3 separate regions of the Homo sapiens genome follow, and regions 1 and 2 are each linked to region 3. The links are chromatin loops, found by intact Hi-C in ENCODE. Cell type or tissue: Caco-2. All regions are shown on one strand. Region 1 has its middle 150 kb from the start of MAGI3. Region 2 has its middle 67 kb from the start of LRIG2. Region 3 has its middle 81 kb from the start of MAGI3.

Region 1 (8,000 bases), 66 kb after region 3:
GTTGCCCTGGCCATGAGTGGACTGTGGGGGCCCAGCTCCTGTCCCCAGGGCACCTTAAAAGAACTTTAGGATCTTTGACTCCAAGTTCAAATGTGGGAAAGCCACAAGGTGTGTTTGGGGCGTGGGAAAAAGAGCAGAATGGCTGGGACAGTGTCACTCCAAAGCCAGGTGGGGAAGAGGCAGAGGAGCAAGGGATAGATTTTATTTGAGGAAATGGGAGACCACCAGAGCGGGGGTGGGCTAAACCACTGCCCCCTATAATTGAATGCAAATTTGGGTATGTTTTTCTAGGAAGACCATAGCTTTCATCAGATTCTCAAAAATGTTGTGACCACCTACAGTAAGCAAATACTGCATGGAAGGCTCTTGAGCACATTTTGGGAATATTGCTCTGGCAACAGCACATGGTAGAACGGAGTTTCACCAGTTTCCCTGGTGGAAAAACATGTTCCATGGCAAGATAGTGTGTAAATATTTGAGATCTGACATTTGGTTGTTTGATAAGATTGTCTGCCTCTCTGCATATGAGTTAGAAATTTTTCTTTTCTAATAAAGGTTGCCCCCTACTTTATATGCCTGTTACCTTCATGGGAACTAGCTGTTCAGCTGTGTGGCCTCAGCGGTCTCCAACAGTGATGTTTTTCCCTTTGTTCCTTACCTGACAGCTAACTTTCAGTCTGCCTGGGGCTCCCATCCTTATGTCCTGCTTCTCATCTCATTCTAGATTGGTCTGGTGCTGGGTCATTTATTCATTAAACAAATTTCTTTTGAGTGCTGACTATGTGCTAGGCATTGTGCTAAGTGGTGCAAAAGTCCTGCTTCTTGACTTCAATAAACTACAGTGCAGTGGTGGGGGCACCTAAGGAGTCAGGCAGTGACAGCATGTGATAAAGGAAACCAGCATAGGGTTCCACTCCAGCAGAGGGGAGGGAACTAGTAGGGCCTGGGTCACCTGAGACAGGACCTGTGACAGCAAGGGGGGAGGGGAAGGCCACCAAGGTGAGGCCTCATCTTGTTTCTGTGCCAAAAATGCCTTGACGCCTCATTGAGTTTGAACTTTCCTCAAATATTCAGATGAATCTCAGTCTAGCTCTCTGTATAGTCTAAGACCAACTACTATTAGCTTTGTGTGTTTTTTCCTTTTTCTTACAGGTTCTAGGAGGTTGTCTTAGTCTGGTCTATTTTTTGCCACTATAACAGAATACCACAGACTGGGTAAATTATAATGAACAGAAATGTATTTAGTTCTGAGGCTGGGAAGTCCAAGAGCATGGAGTTGGCATCTGATAAGGACCTTTGTGCTGCATCGTCCCATGGCAGAAGGCAGAAGAACAAGAGAGCGCTTGAGAGCAAGATAGGAAGGGGGGCCAAACTCACTTTATAACCACCCTACTTTTCTGATTACTAACCTACTCCTGTGACAAGAACATTAATCCATTCGTGAAGTCTAGAGCCCTCATGACTAATCACCTCTTACTAGGCTCCGCCTCCAAACACGATTGCATTGGGGATTAAATTTCCAACACATGAACTTTGAGGGACACATTCAAACCATAGCAGAGGTGGAAGCAAAAAGGAAGAAAACTAGCTTCAGGAGAAACTCAAAATGTGTTATTAAGATAGTCAGGTTTGTTATTTTTGAGAATGAGGACATTTGTCTCCCTTTATCCCAGGGATGGCCCCCGAATCATCCACCTGGCAGGTGCCTCTTCTGCCGCTCATGGCTCTGCCCACATCTGTGCCTAGATCTCCTAGGCAGAGACACCTTGAGAGGATATCTCTCCCTCTCCCAGTCCAGTGGGTGATGGGAGGCAGGCTGCCCTTCCCTTTCTGTCCTGTTCCTTAATTCTCCACCCTACCACCATGACTGCACAAAGGGTACTTGATGTCAGACCTACCTAAATGGGGGAATTGTGACACCAGAGAGAAATCCACAGAATGTGGAGAAAGAGAGAGGGAGAGAGGGACTTTAAGGAATCAGCTCACATGATTGGGGAGGCTTTGTGCGAGCCTAAAATCTGGAGGGTAGGCCAGCAGGCTGGAGACCCAGGGAAGAATCCAAAGTCAGTCTGCTGACAAAGCTCCCTTGAGAGACAGGGAATTCTACCTGAATGACTGACTTTGGACTCCGTTCCATCGAATGGATGAGGCCTACCCACAGTATAGAAGGCAAACTGCTTCACTCAAAGTCTACTGATTTAAATCTTAATCCCATCCAAAAATACCTTCACAGAAATATATTGGATGATATTTAAGTAGCTATCTGGGTACTGTGGCCTAACCAAGTTGGCACATGTGATTAACTATCACTAGCCTCCCTCAACTGTAGTTCTCTAACCTCCCCATCATAAGGCAAGGCTGTTGTCACTGCAAAAGAGACAGAAGGCAGAAGCATCGCATAACCCAGGAATGAGATAGTGTGCTCCTTCTACCCACGTGCACCCTACCCTGAGTGTTAACATCTCATTTCTTTCCTCTTGCTTCTTGCTGTAAGTTTTAAATGGATTTAATAAACCCTGTTATTGAAGCATCTTAATTTGACCTATGAGTCTTTCCCTTCTGTGACCTTTGAAATAGCTTACCTGGTAGTGTACTTGAAGAGTACCATTACAAAAGGGAATTTCCACACTACAATGCCTAAAAACTTGGCATCGGCTTTGCAATGACACTTTCCTGAACCTTAGGCCACCTCTTGCTTATTCTCAGTAGTCAGCAGGGAATGGAGACAATGAGGATCAAAATCCACCCCATCCCTGTGTTGGTAAAACAGCTTTCCACAAATATTTGTATTTTTCAGGAACTAGAGGAGTGGGAGAAACTGTGAAGTTACCTTCTGTTCTGCAGTAGCTGGTTATTAGGAAGGACAGGAACACTAGTCAAAGGCCCTGACAAACGACAGAAAATAAAAGCAGAAGTCCCCAGATCCATCTCCCTCACTACCTCCTCCTGTAAGAGCTCCAACCTTTCAGGCTGTCTTGAAGGTCACTTCCAGGTTTGAAAGGGAGTTTGTTTTCTCCTGATGTGTACACGATGTGTACAAGAGGGAAGAATGGCACAGGCTGGCAGTTCAGCCTCTTAAAAACAGGAATACCTCTTTTTTAACCCCCAACACCTATAGCCTGCCTGGCACATTATTTTTTTCAGGTAAACCTTACTGAATTAAAGAGAAGTTGGAAAGAACGCCTGCTGACTGGCCTGCAGGGAGCACTGGCCTGCCATGAGCACTGGCTGCAATGAGTATGGGCTGCAGGCCAGTCAGCAGGTTCTGTCTCAAACTTCTGGCATCCCATGTTAGAAATCTGAATGCAACTGTCCTGAGAAGCACCGTTAGACATGGTGATTATGTTCTTTAGAACCATGGCACTGCACCAAAGGAGTTAAGTAGGATTTTTCTCAACTGGTCTAGGGGCATAACTAGCATATTATAACATTATTTTCCTATGCAAAATGCACTGCTGATTTCAACAGTGGATTTCAGAATCCACTTATCTATAAACTGAGAACCGCCTATACATACCATCCCTATTGCCACTCAATCCTGAAATTCAAACAAGTTCAAATACCCATGAGTCTACAGGAAAGGGTTTGGTTTCCACCTAAGGTGCATGCAGTGATTCTGCACTCTACCCTGCACCTTGTAGCTTAAATGTTGTAACACCCCAGTGCAGAAATTGTTCCTTGTTTTCACACCTTCTCAGTGTTCACTCTCAGCCCCTAGCAAATTGTGAATGCAAGAAATAAAGTGATCACCACACTGCTTTTTATTTCCACTCACACCTTCTCTCTGGAAAGTGGGAGGGGTAGGTTGTGATGGGTGGGTGATGGGGAAGAGTATGTGCAGCTGCAACTCCCCCCAACGGCACACCCACGCATTCTCAGGTAGGATGAGCCAAGACATTAATATCCTCATTATTCTTTCACTTAAATTATTCTGCCTGACTTAATCCTCTAGTCTTATCAGTAGAGGAGGAGCTTCTGCCCCTCAGAATGAATGTTGTTAACAGGAAAAAGACTCAGTTTACTAGAGACTTAGTATATTGAATGAACGCCACATGTTAAATGATTATGAACTATAGAGGTTCCTATAGCATCAGGCAATGCAAACTTTCAAAAAAACATATTATGCAAACCTCTTAAGAGTGTCTTAGGAAACAAATTTTGGAGAATATATTTGCAGCCTCATATAGCAGCAATTCTCAGCTGAAGAAGATTTTGCACCCCAGGGGACATTTGGCGATGTTTGAAGACATTTTCAGTTTCCACGATTGGGGGAAGGGATACAAACCAGAGATGCTGCTAAATGTCCTGCAATAACATAGGACAGCCCCAGACAACAAAGAATCATAGTGTCAGGGTTGAGAAACCCTAAGTTAGATGGATATGTCTGGTTTGTCACCATTATGATGTTATCTAGGGAGACAAACCATTAGCAAAACCTCATATTTGCAAAGATTAAAATGAATATAAAGGCAAATGACTTTCTTCTGAATTTTATTTCCTCATCAGTGGTTTACTATACAGGTTTTCATACCGTAATTTAAGAATTTTGAACTTTTCCTTGAAGTTTGATTTTGATTTCTTATTGTTAACCATTTTTCACACGAAAATCAAGTTTTTATTACTCTAGGCAAGTAATTGTTGTGGGAACAGAAAAAACTACAAAGTGTATTGAAATGAAATGACTGGCTCATTCACCCAATGACTGTGGCAGGTTATATTTTCTGAAAGTGGCTGCATCAATATCCTCCTCCTCCACGCTCTTCTTACAGAATGTGACTTTGGCATTCCTCCCATTGAAGGGTGGGGCCTATGTTCCTCCCTCCAGTTGAATCTGGGAGGTTTTTATGACCATGGCACACTATGTGACTTCTGAGGCAAGGTCACAAAAGGCATATAGCTTCCTCTTCCTTATGGTTTTCTTGGAACATCGGGAAGCACAAGCAGCTGCATGTAGGTGTTCTGGCCAAAGTCCCCGGTGGGGCGTTGAAGTCCCACTGTTAGGTCTTCAGCGTTAATTGCCAGACATGTGAGTAGTGACAAGCTTTTAGATGGCTCTGCCCTCAGCCATTGGGTTACCTGCAGCCTTTCAGTCTTTTTAACAAAGGCCCCAGACTTTGTGGAGCAAAGAGAAGCTGTCCTCACCTTGCTCTTTCCAAATTTCTGAGCTACAGAATCTGTAAGTATAATAAAATTATTGGCATTAGGAGAAATACCTAATGTAGATGACAGGTTGATGGGTGCAGCAAACCACCATGGCACGTGTATACCTATGTAACAAACCTGCACATTCTGCACGTGTATCCCAGGACTTAAAGTATAATAAAATAAATAAATTTTTAAAAATGTTATTGTTTTAAGCAACACAATTTGGAGTAATCCTTATGCATCAAGATATACATGGAATAGGAACTCTCCCTCAAATATATATATATATATACCTATCACATTTACCTGTTATATATATTATATATGTTAATATATAACATATACATATGTTATATATATATGTTATATGTATATAAATAAACATTTATCTGCAATAAAACTTCCAAATTACTATACATCATGGACTTTCATTTTTTTTTTTACTTTAAATTTTTTTTATTATACTTTAAGTTCTGGAATACATGTGCAGAACATGCAGGTTTGTTACATAGGTATACATGTGCCATGGTGGTTTGCTGCACCCATCAACCTGTCATCTACATTAGGTATTTCTCCTAATACTATCCCTCCCCTAGCCCCCCCACTCCCCGACAGGCCCCGGTGTGTGATGTTCCTCTCCCTGTGCCCATACATCATGGACTTTCAGGACAGCTGAAAAGTGGTCAAAACCACAAAGTCTAAATTTTTCAATGTCAAAGATCTTCTGTCAAAATCGTAAGTAAGTGGCAAACATGCATGACTCTCCTACTCTGCACCTAAGGCAGACATCACTCATCATAGAACTTTTCCTAATGAGCAGGAATCCAGCCTTAAAATGCTTCTCAATAAAGCTCCCAGCAAAACACGAAAACCAAGTGATCAGGGCTGGCACACAATTTGAAATCACTTTGCCATCCCCAGTGTTCTTTGTAAGAATTGAGGCTGGTTTTCACTGGCTCATCCCCAGACAGAAGGATTTAACTATTGTTTAATCAGGTGCACACAAAAGAATGTATGGCTTTGCAGAACTGTTTGCAAAAATTTTGTTATATTAGCTTCGTACATGAACATTGTGGACATGCTTTTATCATGGTTTTTGAGAATTTGGCCATAAAACAACAATAGCAATCTGTAGATGCCAAGAACCACTTTTATTAAAAACAAATAAACCCAAATCCCTGGTACATAAGAAAAATATTTAACCCCTAAAAAAAAAAACCAGGGAAGAATCTCTAAAAAAACAAAAAGGTAAATATGATGAGATGAACCCATAGTCTAGTCAGTGATTGAAGATTGCCAGCTTTGTGGGATAGTTCAGAGGCAGGGTCTTTGCTTTTGCTTTGATGAGGTGAACACAGAGTGAAAGGGCACAATGGTACATGTATTATTATTATTATTATTATTATTATTATTATTGAGATGGAGTCTCACTCTGTCACCCAGGCTGGAGTGCAATGGCGTGGTCTCGGCTCACTGCAACCTCTGCCTCCTGGGTTCAAGCAATTCTCTGCCTCAGTCTCCCGAAGAGCTGGGACTACAGGTTGCGTGCCACCATGCCCAGCTAATTTTTGTATTTTTAGTAGAGACGGGGTTTCACCATGTTGGTCAGGACGGTCTCCATCTCTTGACCTCATGATCTGCCTTGGCCTCCCAAAGTACTGGGATTACAGGAGTGAGCCACTGCGCCCAGCCATATTATTTTTGATGTTTGTTCAATGCACATTATTTTAACAGGTCTAGGGAAGAGCATGAAGTGAATATGCCCTCTCTTTTTCAATTTTCTGTTTATGAATTTGATGTCTTCACCTACAACTGACAGCTAAATTTCCTCTCTCATCTATCAGGGATTCTGGGAAGCCTAAAGTTGTTTATTTTTAAAAGGAATGTAATAACGGTTACTTGAAGAAAATGACTGAGGTGATTGAATTCCTGGGCAGGCAGGCGGACCACATGACTGAGACAGTTTTTAACCCAAGATTGCAAGGATTCTGCAGACCTCACGCTCATCTATCTTATTCTTTCATGGTGGCCTTTTCAGCTTTCAAGCAAATTACCTATAGAAAAGGGGTGGGGTGGAGAGAGAAAGAAAAAGTCACAGTGACTGAAATTCTCTAATTGTCCTTTTGAGAACATTTTAAAATCATAGTTCACCAAGGAATAATCCTGAGAATGTTGTAGAGGTAACTACAATTATCCTCTGCACCTCTCTGCTTGCTGTCCTGTGGCCCCTTCTCCCTTTCAAACACCCCACTCTCCTCGCATCTCCTTTCCCTGCAAACAATCCTTTGTCTTCATGTGTAGACACTGAAGCCATCCTTTTCCTCCCCAGTCCCTTCTAGGACTTCTCTATTCCACCCTTCTAGAAAAACTGCTTGACTCCTTGGCTAATCCAATAAACTGATTCAAGCTGAGGTGTTATTTTAGTCTTTTCCTACTAGGAGCCACTGCCCCATAGGAAAAAAATAATAATTGAGAACCATATAAATTCAAAGCAAGTGGATTACATTGTCTTGTTTATTTAGAAGACTACATAAAAATTAAAAATTCCAAATAAGGTAAAAAAAAATCTATGGACAGTAAGTTCTCACAACTCTGTATGATACATATTATTGTGTCCATTTTCCTCATGTGGAAATGAAGGCTTAGGCCTGTCAAGAGACTGCTCAGGATCCCAGGATTCAAACCCAGACTGACTTGACTGCAGAGCACATGCTCTCAACTGCCATGCCTCTCTGTCTCCTGAGAGAAGTTTGGGAGATTTAATAGGGTAATCTTCCCTGGGCGGCTTGAAGGAGCAAGGACATTTTACCACCCTGGTTCCTGATAGCCAACATTAAAACTCAGAGCACGTGGTT
Region 2 (8,000 bases), 170 kb after region 3:
TGCTAGCGTGTCTTGTTTGGACCATATAACACCTTTCTAACTAGTCTTCTGACCTCCAGTCTCTTCTCTATTCAATCTTCATGGTACAGTTATTTTCCTAACCCCCAGCCCTGAATGTATCACTTCTCCTGCCCACAAATCCTCCATGCCTCCCAATCAAAACGAAAGCCCTCATCCTGTCATTCAAGGCCTTTCAGAGCCTGACCCCACCTACACTTTTGCTTTCTTAGCTTATTACATTTCTCTTCCATAACTCCCTCAGGCCAAGAGCCTCCTTGGGCTACAATTTACTTTGCTGAATTTTTTTGACAGGTTTCCCAAACTTGAATAACCATGGAAGTCCCCTCCCCACCACTGCCTATGTTTCATGGCAAAATATTTACAAACATCTCATGGATACTAAGTGATTCACGGTACTCAGTTTGGGAAACACTCTCTCTGCCCTTCCTTCTGGTTGCCAGCGGCTTAACTATCTATTTCAAGAGCTTCCCAGGTCTTGAACTGCAACTCAAAATAACTATCTAATGTTGTCATACCTGCTACCTCTCAATCTGATTTTATTTTATTTATTTTATTTATTTATTTATTTATTTATTTATTTATTTATTTATTTATTTATTTTGAGATGGAGTCTCGCTCTGTCACCCAGGCTGCATCTCAGCTTACTGTAACCTCCCCCTCCCAAGTTCAAGCAATTCTCCTGCCTCAGCTTCCCGAGTTGTTGGGATTACAGGTGCCTGCCACCATGCCAAGCTAATTTTTGTATTTTTAGTAGAGATGGGGTTTTGCCATGTTGGCCAGGATGGTCTCGAACTCCTGACCTCAGGTGATCCGCCTGCCTTGGCCTCCCAAAGTGCTGGGATTACAGGCGTGAGCCATTGTGCCCAGTCCAATCTGACTGTTTTTAAATACTGAGAAGGCTCTACAGAGCTATGGAACGGGAACACTCCACTATCACCACTCTTACTCCTTCTTTTTCTTCTTTCCTGAGCTGATACCACATTTTCCTCAAGAGTTGAATTGCTCAAGGTCTATCATGATTTAATTAAATGAGCATAGTTGACCATTCAACCATCTTTGTTTTCCTAACTCCAAATAGCCTCCTGGAGCAGGTATGTATCTATGCCTCCTGGGGCTACTCCCTATTCCTGCACCTGTGACAGACATTGTTGGTGAATTACAGCACTTGCCTCTGGGGCCTAGATGTGATGATGGAGACTCAGAATCCAACTCAATACAATTCCCCAGGCAGGCTTTATCCATCAATCAGAGTTGGCATGCAGTTGAGACAGTCCTTACCATCAGTGACCTAGTTGATTAGCTAATGTGTTCACTAGAAAAGCTCTGTTTCAACTCCCTTATAGAACATAGAGTAGTTTCTAGTTGCATTCTGTCTACTCTAAGCCTTTCAGGCTAGAGGATTTGGGTTGTGGGTGAGGATCTATTATTAGTCTAATTTGGCATGAAAATTGGAGTAAGACTGCCAAGGTCAGAAAAGTTTCTCCTAAGAACCGCCCTAGAGCATTGTCTGCCTCCCATCTCTATTTCCTGCCAAAACCCACAGAAATGTCTGGTGAGCTAGCTGGTCTTTAGCCATAAGAAAGAGTACCATAGAGGCTACAAAACAAGTGACAAACTACCCCTGGAAGGATGAAACTCTGGGGCAGACAGCAATTGGAGATGCCTTGGATGTCCCAGAGCAGCGGCAAGGTTTTCCACTTGGCCTGAGCTGATGGAACCATTTGCAATGGAAAGCCTGATATCTTCGGTCAGGTAACAGGCTGCTCCAGTTTCTTCTCTCTTCTCCTCCCCCTCCTTCTCCTCTGAGTTGATCGCATTTCCTTGGTGATGTTCATGCTTAGTCAGTAGATCTTAGGGAACAAGTGTATACCCCATTGGGACCTTGTCCGTGTAAACTACTATGTACTAATTAATGTTTTCCTCTGTACTGCATCTTCCTTCCTCTCTTTCTGGCACAAGCATTTATTTAATACCTACTGTGTGTTAAGTGGTAAGCACTGCCGTAGAGAAAAAAGCCCTTGAATTCTGTCTGGAGCCACCTGGGGATGCTGTATATGAAACAAATGCCACAGCCCTCATTAGCAGAAAAATACACTTCAAGTTGCTTCCTGTCTTCTTTAGGCCTCAAGAAAGCTGTAACTGAGTGGGAAAATGTTGAAACCTCACAGCTAAAATGAGAGCATTCCAGGGAATTCTACAAAATCATGAAGTGCCTCCATCAGTTGAACACAAACCAATTCTCAAACCCAGGAAACCGTAACGAGAGATTGGGTGAACACTTCCTAGCTCTGACTTATTGCCAGGCATTGTTCTCATTGTTTTCTATATATTAACTCTCTAAATCCCCACAGTAATGTTATGAGTTAAATACTCTTATCATTTAAAAGATGAGAAATAGAGGCACAAAGAGGTTAAATGACCTACCCAAGCCTCAACAGCTAGGAAGTGGTAGAGCTAGGATTTGAACCTATATAGTCTCATCGCAGAGTCCTAAACTGCCTGAAATATGTACATTTAAGCAAAAAACAAAAAGTGCTGATTCATGGATTGGAATGGAGTGGGATGAGTAATAACTGGGTGGTGCTTTTTATCTCAATATGTTAGATCAGCTAAAGACAGAAGGGTTTTGATAGCTGAGGGGCCCAGTGTCTATCCCATACTTTAAGGAAGGCCTCAGAAAGGCCAGCTGCTCCCCTAGATCCACCCACAGCTCCTAGTGTCCCCTGACAGACAGCAGACTGGTGCCAGAGTAGTTTCATGTGGTTGAGAGCCAGATATGCAAACAGTTCTGCATGGGTCCCTTTATGCACTTACATACTGTATTTTTTACTAGAAAATGGTGACATATTTAGTACCTAGTGCAGCAATGTCGTAGGTCCTACAAGTATGAAGCCTAACTTCTAGAATGGACTCTACCACCTACTGTCCCTTGATTCAGTTCTTTGCAACTATAAATATTTATTCATTCAGTAAATAATTTTGAGACCTCCTCCATGCCAAGCAACATGCACTAATTTGAATTCAATAGTTGCCCTAAGGTACTCACTATTTGCTGGTGGTGACAGTCAGATAACGGGATCTTTATAAGCACTTCCGCACTGTGTCCTCAAAGTGTGCCAGGGAGTGAGGGAGGGCTCAACCTGTCCCTCTTCCCTAGGAGTCTGTGAGCAGCAAATGAGATCATACAGGGGAAAGGGCTTTGTAAATAGCAGAAGGTGAGAATGGGGTGTGTGAGGAGGTGGGGAAGAGGGGGAAGAAGGAGGAAGCAGAGGGAACGGGAGGCAGAAGGGAAGGAGGGGTGAAGGAGAAGAGAGGGAGTGGCAGGGGGAAGGAAGGGGAAGTAAAGTGGGAGGACTTCAACTAGGAGCTGGCTGCCTTTTCTGGAGACCTCGGGCAGGCAGCCGCCAAGCTGAGTGCTCCATCAGGGGCTGTGAGCCTGAGTGAGGCCTCACAGGAGTGAGGGAACCAAGCCTGAAGCTCAGGGCTCACTCTCCTAGCAGGCCAAGTCCAAACCTTGCAACCGTTGCCAGACTACTCTGGACTCCGTCCTAGTGGGGGCCTTAAACTCGTGTTATGTTGCTTGAGACTAGGTGCTTTCGCTGCTCCCCATGCACCCCAACCTCTTCAGGATCCCAGCTTGAAAAGTGACAAAGGCCAAGCTGTCCCTCTATTGTGATGCCCGATTTCTCATGAATCCCCTTATATAATGGTATCTCTGAGAAATGGTGGCTCGAGGTGACGCCAGCCACCACCATTCTCTGTACTGAATCGCCACCTAGAGGCCAGTTCTAGCCCAAACCAATGTGTAGGCCAAGTTTTCAATTTTGCCTCAAGATAGAAAACAAAACAAGAGTTATCTTTGAACAAAAAGATAAAAAGGCAAGAAAATGGCACAAGACCTTTAAAAGGACTCCATCAGTCCCTTCACCAACCCTGTGGTTTGCTGATGAGATATGCAAGGGCTGAAATGTCTCCACTTCTCAATGGGGCAGGATTTCCTCCATGGCTTGGGACCAATGTGAGAATGTCACTGTTTCTCACATATTCTAAAGTCTAGATTTGAAGAACAAATATGCCAAGAAAACCCTCCAGTTTGCCCTGCATGTCAGACCCCAGCCCATCTGCTCCTCTTCTTTCATGCCCAAATTCAGACACGTTGGCTAGCTTGGGAAGACAGCTCAGCAGAAGATAGGATGTCCTTTTTAGGAGAGTTTGCTAATTTGGCTTACATTTCTGGAATTAGATGCCCTACACTGAACATGAATACCCATTAATCCTGGACCATTTATTGGGAAGTAGTTGGATGAGTCTACAAAGGCATCGAAGGTAAGTTGATAGTTCAAAATGAGCATCAAGGCCGGGCATGGTGGCTCAACGCCTGTAATCCCAGCACTTTGGTAGGCCAAAGCGGGCAGATCACCTGAGGTCAGGAGCTCAAAACTAGCCTGGCCAACATGGCAAAACTCCGTCTGTCTACTAAAAATACAAAAATGAGCCGGATGTGGTGACAGGTGCCTGTAATCCCAGCTACTTGGGAGGGTGAGGCACGAGAATCACTTGAACCCGGGAGGCAGAAGCTACAGTGAGCCAAGATCGCACCACTGCACTCCAGCCTGGGCATCAGAGTGAGACTCTGTCTCAAAAAAAAAAAAAAAAAAGAAAAAAAAATGAGCATCGAGGTATTTTGGTCTGAAGAAAATCCAAGCTACATGGTTCCAGATCTTCAGTGCCCCAGCTTGAACAGTATCAGGAACAGCAGAGTACTAAGAAAAGTAAGCCAGGCTCCCAAACTGAGCAAGGACAGTTTTCTTAATCCTCTTTTTAAATTTTTTAGGTTTTTCTGTTCATTCCTTTGCCAGTCTAGTAATTCAGCTTCCCACTACTCAGCTTATTGAATTCTTAAGTATAATTGGAAAACAAGATACATAAAATATTCAAACTCTCATTATCAAAGCATCCTAGTTTGTGACTGCTTGGGGATAGCAGTGTGTGCAGTGTCCAGGGAATGCCCACAGAGGCTGCAATACATTTTTGCAGGCAAGCAGCTGCTGGTCCCTCTTCAGACCAACAACAATTCAAAGAAGGGGCTCCCTTTAGAGTAAACCTGGAGGAACCTTGGGAAAATTAGACTGATGTTTGAATTTATGAAAAAGCCACAGCTGTTCCCCAAGGATAAAGTTCAGTCCATTGATCGGCCAAAGGGCCCAGAGGAAATGAAATTGCCATTTCCTTTACCCATCCACCCAAATAAGTTAGACTTCTAAAAACTGAAGTGTTTCCTTCTCTCCAGCAGAAATGATTCCACTTGGTGCTCACAGTAATCTTGTGAAGTAAGTACTATCATTGCTGTCATGCAGAGAAGGAAACAGAGGCTAAAAGAAATTTAGTAATTTGCCTGTAAGAGGAGTAGTCAAGATTTGAACTCAAGTGCTCTGCTTCCAGAACATCTGCAGTTTTCCCAATACTGCCATTCCCCTTGGCATGAAGCCAACATACTAAGTCCTAAAGAAAATTATCTGAGAAGTAATTCAGTTTGCCATAGATTGTTGCATGAATTCCTACACAACCACTGGAACTACACTATAGGTGGAATCAGTGGGCCAAGGACAACCCTCATTCAGGAATGATGCTCATTGTTGGTCAGTTAACACTATATACTTTCTGGGAGGGTCAAAACTTCTCAATCAAACAAAAAGGTTTCTCTTGACTGTTTCCTACTTCATTCTCTTCATTTAAGCCAGACAGGCTCTTTGTCCCCTATAAAACCTCCTACAAGACTTTGTCATTATTGTTCTCCAGGTAAAGGGAGTCCTCTCCTGGGAAAGTTAAAAAGAACCACCATAAACCAATTGGAAGAAACAAAGACACAATGGGGACAGTGATGGGGAGACATCAGGTGACATCAAGACTTCCCAGGATCACACAGTCAGTGAGGGGCAGAACTGCTCAGAATCCAAGTCCAATAGACTCTAGCTGAATGAAGTTTTCTTTCTTTTTTTTTTTTTTTTGTTGAGACGGAGTCTTGCTCTGTTGCCCAGGCTGGAGTGAAGTGGTGTGATCTTGGCTCACTGCAACCTCCACCTCCTGGGTTCAAGTGATTCTTTTGTCTCAGTCCCCCGAGTAGCTGGGACTACAGGCACAAACCACCATGCCTGGCTAATTTTTGTATTTTTAGTAGAGACGGGGTTTCACCATGTTGGTCAGGCTGGTCTTGAACTCCTGACCTGAGGTGATCTACCCGCCTTGGCCTCCCAAAGTGCTGGGATTACAGGCATAAGCCACCATGCCTGGCCTGCACTTTTCATTTAATCATAGTTTCAGAACATTGTATGTTGTTTCTAAGCAAAATCCAACTAGGAATCCCAGTCTCTAGGGCTAGCCCTAAAATAGCTCACTGGGGTTACTTCTCGCTACTAACATTCCCCATGCCCCATCTTGAATTGTCCCAGATAGAGAAGGGAGTGGGAAGAGGGTGCTCCATTCTGAGTGCCCATAACAATAGCTAATAGCAGCCAAAATGTGTTGAGCACTGTGCTGGGCACTGTGCTTATTACTTTATATGCATCAGCTTATCTAATTATCTCAACAAACATATAAGGTAAGCATGACTATTTCCATTTTACAGATAAGGGGAACGAGGCACAACGCTTCTAAGAAACTGGCTTAAACTCCCACAACTGGTTAAGAAGTGGGGGTAGGACTGGAGTCCAGCTCTGTTCACCGTCAAAGGCAGTGCTCTGAATCACTCACTTTTAAAAACCTTATAGTAAATGCAGGGCCCAAGGACTTTGGCTTACCACAAGGAATCCTCATATATGTAGCCAGCTGTCTCTGCAGTAAATTGGCAGCCCCTGCCTAGCCATGGAACTCCCACCATGGATGGCAAACTGGAGACTTGGGAGTTTAGTTTCTAGTTCTTTTGCCCAAACTCTTTTATTGGGGGTTGGAAGAAAGGTAGGAAGAGCAATGAGAAAGGAAACGTTCTGGCTTAATGGAGAGAGAAAGAAAACAGAACAGGTTTGTTTCTGTAGCCAAAGACCTTCTAAAAGCCACACCCCTGCATTCAAGAGCTGCAGAAGAAATGCTGTTCTTCAATTCTTCCACCAGCCTCAGTAACCATTTCACTAACAAGTCTTACATCAGATAGAACTTAAATTAGACACAGGAAAGGACTTCTGGTCAAAATGAACAGTCATTTCTGTAAATTGGGATTTATCTTTACAAAATCCCTTCACTGAACTAAGAAAAGTCTTAGGGCCTTCTCTAAATAAAGGCTGCCCAAACGCAAAAATACTGCAGCTTTCAACAGGGGAAGACATGAGGTAGTTTTCAAACTTCTCCTCTCCTCCCTGGGTTTTATAGTCTTTTGCACTCAGGGGCACTTCGGGAAATGGTACACATTTGGCGGGTGAGACAAGTGACTGAGGTCTGGAAAAGGTGTGAGAAAGCTGGTGCACGTGCAGGAGTGGGGCCCAAAAGGTAACGCTCCTGCCGACATGATGCACTGCTTTCCCCCAGACCTGCAACTGATGATGATTTTGTGCTTCTCCAAAAGTCAAAACACTCAACCTCACACACCTAAAAAAGAACTTAACCTTAAGTTCCTTTTTAGTAAGAGCCTATCTGTGTGGTCCCTGAGCCACCCCCAGGTTACATGTATAAAGAACAAAACCATGGAGGTAGCAATAATTCACTATTTGATGACAATTGTTTCTTTCTGCACTAGCTGTTTCTGGCATGGAACATATACCCGAGTGCTTGCCTCTGGAGCTTGCCAAGAATAAATAATTCAAACTAGCCTCTATAACTGCTGACCTTAAACCACATACCTACTGTTTTCAAGACAGAGAAATTCACATTGGCTTTGATGGAGCATTTAGAAAAGAGACAAAATTAAACTACTTAATTTTGAGTATAACTCATGAGCAGCCAGTCATTCCACATATGAGATTCTACATATTGATTTCAAAATCCAGTTT
Region 3 (8,000 bases):
TTCTTTTCTCTTGTTTCTTTTAGAATCCTTTCTTTATGCTTGACCTTTGGGAATTTGATTATTAAATGCCTTGAGGTGGCCTTCTTTGAGTTTAATCTGCTTGGTTTTCTATAACCTTCCTGTACTTGAATATTAATATTTCTAGGTTTGGGATAACCTCTCTGTTATCCTTTCCGTAAGCTTTCTACCCCTATCTCTCTCTCTCTACCTCTTCTTTAAGGTCAATACCTCTTAGATTTGCCTTTTTGAGGCTGTTTTCTAGATCTTGTAGACATGCTTCATTCTTTTTCATTCTTTTTTCTTTTGTCTCCTCTGACAGTGTATTTTCAAATAGCCTGTCTTCAAGCTCACTAATTCTTTCTTCTGCTTGATCAGTTCTGCTCTTTAACAGGCTCTGATGCATTTTTCAGTATGTTGATTACATTTTTCAACTCCAGAATTTCCTCTTGATTCTTTTTGTTTCCATTTCTTTGTTAAACTTATCTGATAGGATTCTGAATTCCTTTTCTGTGTTATCTTGAATTTCTTTGAGTTTTGTCAAAACAACTATTTGGCATTCTCTGTCTGAAAGGTCACATATCTCTGTCTCTCTGGGATTGGTCTCTGTGGCCTTATTTAGTTTGTTTGGTGAGGTCCTGTTTTCTTGGATGGTTTTGATGCTTATGGATGCTTGTCAATGTCCAGGCTTTGAAGAATTAGGTAGTTATTGCAGTCTTTGCAATCTGGGCTTGTTTGTACCCGTCTTTCTTGGAAAGGCTTTCCAGGTATTTGAACGGACTTCGGTTTGGTGATCTAAGTTTTTGATCACTATAGCCATATCTGCATTAGAAGTTACCCCAAGCCCAGTAACGCTGTGGTTCTTGCAGACTCACAGAGGTCCTGCCTTGGTGGTCTTGGATAAGATCTTGAAGAATTCTCTGAATTACAGGGCAGAGACTCCTCCCTTACTTTCTCCCAAACAAATGGAGTATCTCTCTGTGCTGAGCTGCCTGAAGCTGTGGGAGGGGTGACACAAGCACTCCTGTGGCCACAACCACTGAGACTGTGTTAGGCCACACCTGAAGCTAGCACAGCACTAGGTCTCACCAAAAGACCACCGTAACTACTGCCTGACTACTACCCACATTCACTCAAGGCCCTAGGACTCTACAGTCAGCAGGTAGTGAAATCAGCCAGGCTTGTGTCCTTCCCTTCAGGGTGGTGAGTTTCTCACTCTCCAGACTGGTGCAGAGACGCTGTATGGAGGCCAGGGCTTAGAGTTGGAAACCTTAGGGATCTACCTAGTGCTCTATTGTTCTGTGGCTGAGCTGGCACCCAAGCCATAAGGCAAGCCCTTCCGTCTCTCTTTCTTTCTTTTTTTTTTTTTTTTTTTTGAGACACAGTCTCACTCTGTCGCCCAGGCTGGAGTGCAGTGGCACAATCTTGGCTCACTGCAACCTCCGCCTCCTGGCCTCAAGCAATTCTTCTGCCTCAGCCTCCCAAGTAGGTGGGATTACAGGCTCCCACCACCACGCCCAGCTAATTTTTGTATTTTTAGTAGAGACAGAGTTTTATCATGTTGGCCAGACTGGTCTCGAACTCCTGACCTTAGGTAATCCCCTCGCCTCGGCCTCCCAAAGTGCTGGGATTACAGGCATTCCTCCCCCTCTTATTTCCCATTTCCACAAGCAGAGGAGTCTCCCCCCATGGCTACTGCTGCCCCAGGCCTGTGGCAAATGCTGCCTAGCTACCACTGATGCTCACTCAAGGCCCAAGGGCTCTTCAGGCAGCTTTTGGTAAATGCCACCAGGCCTAGGACTCTCACTTCAGGGCAATGGGCTCCCTTCTGGCCCAGGGAAAGTCCACAACTTCCATCCTAGAGCCAAGGCCTGGAATTGGGGGCCATAAGAGCCTGCTTGGTGCCCTTCCCCACTGTGACCAAGCTGGTACCTAAGCTCAAGTCAAAGACTCCTCTACTCTTCCCTCTGCCTTTTTTTCAAGCAGAAGGAGTCCTTCCATGTAGTCCTTAGATCTGCAAATGTGCTGGGTCACACCTGAAGCTAGCACGTCTCTGAGTCTCACCCAAGGCTCATGACAAATGCTGCCTTACTACCCCCTGCTGATTATTCAGGGCCCAAGGGTTCTTTGGTCAGCAGTTAATAAATTCTGCCAGGACTGGGTCCTTCCCTTCAAGGCAGCAGGTCTCCTCCTGGCCCAGGGTGTGTCTAGAAATATCTGGGTGCCAAGGCTTGAAATGAGCACCGTAACGACTCTGCCTGGTGTCCTATCCTATTGAGGCTGAGCTGGTATCCATGTTGCAAGACAAAGTCTTCTTTATTCTTCCTTCTCCTCCCCTCAGGTAGAAAGAAGGAGTCTCTTTCAGAGTTGTGAGCTGAGCTGCCTGGGGTTGGGGTAGGCGTCGCACAACCATTCTCTTGGCCACCCCAGGTTGTGTCTCACTAGGTCACGTGCACCCCAAGTCCACACGGCACCAGGACTTGCCCAGGAATTGCAGTCCTTGTGGCCTAGAGTGACTTTCGAGTTTATTTAGAACTCCATAACACTTTAGCCCATGGTATGAAGGGTGGCTGGAATTCAAGTTCCAACTTCTCAGATGGACAATTCCCCTGAGGTTAGGGCTGGTTGAAATGTTCCCTCCATGGGTGCCAGCTGAGACCCACCTGGTGTTTTGTTTGTTTGTTTCTGTGACAGGGCAGCACTGAATTCCAATACAAAGTCCCACAATCCCTGTGCTCTCCCTCCCCCAAGTACCCAGATTTTCTCCCTGTGCCATGAGGCTGCTGCCAGGGGATGAGGCGGGGTGGCACTGGCATTTCAAAACTGTCTTTCCTACTCTCTTTAGTGCCTCTTTCAGTGATACGAATTTAAAACCAGGTACTGTGATGCTCACCTGATTTTTGGTTCTTATGAAGGTGCTTTTGTGTGTTGATAATTGTTCAACTCGGTGTTCCTGCAGGGAGGATGATCAGTGGAGGCTTCTATTTGGTCATCTTGCTCTGACTCCTGATCCCTAGATTCTGTTATTATTATAGTAGACCCTACCGTAGGTCGCGGCTATTTTCTTACAGCAGTTTGCATTTTCCAAGCTCCTCTAATTATGCCCCTTTAAAAACTTGGGATTCTGTTGGTCGCATTTTCTAGACACCAAACAAGGATATACAGTTTGACCTGGGATTTTTGTCTCATAATCAACAATAAGAGATATTTTGTGTGATGTATTGTGGACACCACATTACTAACATTTCTGTGACATTCTTACTATAGGAAAAAAAAATCAAAATATTTGAAATGTAGAAAGTCCGAGATAAACAAGGGTTTATGGATATGATAGTTATAATAGCCCACAAATGCCCAATTTTGAGAAGTAGAGTCCAACTTCAAATGCAGAAAATAATATCTAACTTGATTCTTAGTGAAAACACAACTTTTAATGGGCAAATGTGCTGTTTACTAAATTAAAATGAGAAAAAGAAGGCTGAAAAGGAAACACCCCTTTATCATCAAGGGAATCTCTTAGAATTTTCCTCAAAGTAACCCTTCTGAATCCGATGGTCCAAAGAAGGCATTACATCTCCTGACTTGTTGTAGTTTTAAAAAAGAGGCGTGGGGCCAGGTGCAGTGGCTCATCCCCCCAGCACTTTGGGAGGCCGAGATGGGCAGATCACCGAGGTTAGGAGTTGGAGACTAGCCTGGCCAACATGGTGAAACCCCATCTCTACTAAAACACAAAAATTAGCTAGGCATGGTGGTGCGCACCTGTAGTCCCAGGTACTTGGGAGGCTGAGGCAGGAGAATTGCTTGAACCTGGGAGGTGGAGGTTGCAGTGAGCCCAGATGGTGCCACTGCACTCCCACCTGGACAACACAGTGAGACTGCATCTCAAGGAAAAAAAAAAAGACAAAGAGATGTGGGATGGAAGGGGATGGGGCAGGTATCATGAAAAAGTAAGAAGGCCGTACTGCAAACTACACATTAACATTATAGAACATTTTATGTAAGTGGTTACTGTTAATTTGTTATAAACTGTGCAAACTTTGGTTTTCAGTAACATTCAGATTTATCAGATTTACTCAAAAACAGGGAAGGGAAAGAGAGTTGAAAATTATATTTTAGCAAAAACATGGGAAAAAAGCTATAGTGTTTGTACACAAAAGTTAGCCTCCTAGTAACCAAGGCAAAGAGGAAAATATGATGAGTTATGTAACTTATTTTTATATAAGTTATATAAATAAGTTATATAAAATATAAAATATAAATATAAAATATAAAAACATATAAAAATAAGTTATATAACTTATTTTTTCAATAGAAGCAAACAGGCCAATTAGTCATGAGAACAACCCCTTTCTGACACTGGACTCTGTGAACAATTTGTCACAGGGGTTTTTTAATAGAGGAAAAGAAATTTTTTAATAAAGGACCTTGAGCAATTTAATGGCTGATATTTTCTAGTTAGGAGATTTTACATATATATGAGAGCAGAGCTGTTAAAGAAATGTGTTTCATGCAGGGTAGGAAAGACAGAATCACTCTCTCTCTCTCTCTCTCTGTCTCTCTCTCACACACACACACACACACACACACACACACACACCCCCAACACCTACATCCTTGTCAATGTACACATACCTTCAAAGGGTACGTGGCCCAGATGGGGTATGGCCATAAAGAAACCACAACAATTACATCATTACTCACTCACGGTTCTTCAGCAAGGTAAGAAGAGATATGTTCCCTTTGAAGTGGGCATAATCTTTCTTTCCATCCCAGACGCCTGTGTATGGGGAGTGGGATTTGTAACAGTTGACAAATTTTGCCACCTGTTCTGCCACTCTTTCTTCTATTGAGGCGTAAGGAAGAGTAATAGGTAGGGAGAAAGGTGTTCACATCATCTCTTCCACCCAGCAAGTTTTGTGGCTAGAGTCCTTCCTGGCTGGGGGGAAGAGCTGAATCTCTATGCTGTGATCCTAAAAGAGCAGGAAAGTAAGCTAAAGATGATATATGCTGGCAGGTATAGATGAAAATGGTAGTTTCATTGTGCTCTCCATGTTATAAAACAGGACACCTTCATAGAGAAAGATCAGAGGAATAGCATAGGGAAATGTGTTTTTCAGAATGCTACCTTCAATGCTTGACTGCTTGTTAAAGACCTATCAAAACAAACCCGAACAGGCTACTATGTGGTGCTTTGGTGGATTAACACTGGGCTGGCTCTTACATTCTGAGATTTCAAAGTTCCTTTGAAGTTAGTGTATTAGGAAATCACTTTGCAAGTCACACCACTGTAAGCTTTAGATGTTTCCTAATAACTCTGTGATGGAATAAGAGTTGACTAACTCTTCAGGATTTAACAAGGAAGATAAATTTTTTCTTGGCAAACATGAAAATAACATCCCTTAACCAGTGAAAAAAGAACACGGAAGTCATATGGCATTTGCCAAAGGTGATCTTTTCTTCTAAAAAGTCAATTTCCTTCAGAATTTTGTAACAGTTCTGTTCCCTTAATGTGGCCCTACATCTTAATATTACGGTAATTTCTTTAAAATATTAAAGTTTGACTTGTCATTAAAGTAACCATTATGATCCTCGATTTTGTTAATATTACTTTAGTGACCTTTCAGTTTGAGGAACATAAAGTCCTTCATAGGAGAATTAGTCTTCTACTTCCCCTTAGGATCACTTGGGTTGAATTGGTGATTAGGGTGTGAGAGCCTGGAAGGTGACAAGACAGTTCATCTCAAGTACCTCAGGGATCAGGTCCTGACTCCTGATACAAGTTAGAAGTTCCAGAAGTCCCCGCTTACCCCACAGTTGTGCGCTCAGTGGTTTTAGTTACAGGTGGTCAACCACATTCCAAAAATAGGTAAGTACAGAACAAGAAGGTAATTTGAGAGATAGAGATCGCATTCCCATAACTTTTATTGACATATATTCTTATACTCGTTCTTATTGTTGTGACTTTCTTACAGGGCCTAAGTTAGAAATTAAACTTTATTATATGTATGTATGTATAGGAAAAATGATAGTATATAGAAGGTTTTGGTACTATCTGAGGTTTCAGGCAACCACTGGGGGGCTTGGAAGGTATTCCCTGCAGATAAGGGAAGAATATTACTGTACTGGTTTTCCACATACTGAGTGCTTTTACAACATCAGTGCCTCTTAGAAAAGCTAAAAACAAATCACACAAAAATAAATAAAGAAAGAAAAACACATCACACTGATTAAAGAGTAATGTAACAGAAATGCTCTGCTATTTTAAGGTAGCTGCAACATTTGGATGTGAATCTAATGACTTTCCTGTTATCACATCTGTGTATATTTATAAACTTAGTGTAGAAACGTGTGTCACAACTGATCCCTTGAAAGTAGTCGAGGTTATGGTGTGGGGGATGAACATGAAATTTAACTACAAGATAAAGCTTCTTAAAAGGTCAGTGGGGTGGACAATAGCAATTGTTCCAGCTGAGCTACTTTTCACACTACATTTTTGATGCAATGACTAATTATTGTGATTATTTTCGCCAGCAAAGTTTTCTTGAGAGTTAAACATATTTATTTTCTCTTTTCATCCCTAAAAAGTTTTTCAAGCTTTGGAGGAAATCCATATGTTTTCTACCTATACTGAAGCAGTGTGCTCTCTTATGTTTCCACAAATGGTGAACCACCTTTTTCCCATTGCTCTTCTGTCTGTGACACATATTTCTCTCTTTGTATCTGCTCAAGAAAGCCAGCTGGGGCTTAATGAGAATAGTCAGCTCCCATGTTGATAATATTCTCACCTGACCTTTTGAGGGCCCCTGTTCAATAACTGTGCATATAGCCAGTGGCCAATAAGCTAGAATTTAATATAATGAGCTGACACATCATTTCAATAGAAGGAGATAGTAGGTGTAGAAATTGCAGGTTTAAAAAAAATTATCTGTAGTATCTGAAAAATTACTGTCTACAGTTTTTCAGTTTAATATCAAATGCGGCCCCTTTACTGAGCATTTATCTGAAGAAGTTGCAGAAGAGAGTTATTGGAGCTGCCACACCCACAGTAGTAGAAAGAATGAGAGATTAGCAGAATTCGATATATCATTTATAATATAATAATAACTCCTTAAATTCCTATAATTCTTCATACTTTTCAAAGAGCTTTCACACACCCACATTCTTGTTTGCTCTTCACAGGATCTAGGAGTGATCATACCAATTGAATTTGAGACCAAATGAGCATAGCTGGAAATCATGTTGCTCAAGATGTGACTTGTGAAGAACAGTCCAGCTTTCCAAATTTTGAATTGTTTGCACCACCATAAAACAAACACTAGCATAAGGTCTTCAGGAGCAAAATGAAGCAGAGATGTGGGGACAAATTAACCAGATTATCACATTCTGTCTGTTTCTTCCCCAAACTGATAATACAAAGGGAAAGAGTATCTTGGCCTGTGTGTTATTTGAATTCACACTGTTGTTAACTTTATCTGTGTTATGGAATTCATAATATAATTGTCAGTTATTTGCTCGGTTAACTGTGTGGTTAATTTGATTTTTCAGTCATTGAACAAAATCTTTGGTAGTTAAAATGCCTGATGAGTGAAAGATATTGGTACCACGCTTCCTTCCACATGAATGAATGATTTCTGAAAATGATCACGCACAGGAATCAAACTTCATTTCAATTTTTCTAGAGCCAGGTTAAGTAAATCTAACCAGTATACATTCATTTGGTCAACAACTTTAAAATTTAGAATCCCAGAATTTTATAACATTGAAACAGGGCAAGAAATCAGTAACAGAGGGATGTTGATATCTGTTTATTAAATACAAAAATATGAGACTAGCCAGAGAATTTATGAGTACAGATTTCAGAAAGTTTGGTTTAAAATGGCACTGGCGGCACTATTCACAATAGCAAAGACTTGGAACCAACCCAAATGTCCAACAATGATAGACTGGATTAAGAAAATGTGGCACATATACACCATGGAATACTATGCAGCCATAAAAAATGA

The links. Peaks named below come from ENCODE experiments on the same cell type or tissue, not always from the same donor. Only the 100,000 strongest peaks of a DNase experiment are listed, where the experiment ranks them.
Region 1: it touches region 3 in a loop (7-fold over the local background); 2 of 110 quality-filtered maps call a loop at or near these places.
Region 2: it touches region 3 in a loop (2.9-fold over the local background); 2 of 110 quality-filtered maps call a loop at or near these places.

The regions. Positions count from the first base shown.
Region 1 is chr1:113,239,559-113,247,558 of GRCh38, reverse strand. No RefSeq gene overlaps it. Among named protein-coding and RNA genes, the nearest start is that of MAGI3, 150 kb to the left of the region's middle. In Caco-2, no CTCF peak of the experiment used is centred here; a DNase peak (open chromatin) is centred at 4,898.
Region 2 is chr1:113,136,489-113,144,488 of GRCh38, reverse strand. No RefSeq gene overlaps it. Among named protein-coding and RNA genes, the nearest start is that of LRIG2, 67 kb to the right of the region's middle. RefSeq lists an enhancer at 3,514-3,683 and a cis regulatory region at 3,063-3,963. In Caco-2, a CTCF peak has its summit at 3,803 (motif pointing left); a DNase peak (open chromatin) is centred at 3,768.
Region 3 is chr1:113,305,220-113,313,219 of GRCh38, reverse strand. No RefSeq gene overlaps it. Among named protein-coding and RNA genes, the nearest start is that of MAGI3, 81 kb to the left of the region's middle. In Caco-2, no CTCF peak of the experiment used is centred here; a DNase peak (open chromatin) is centred at 4,619.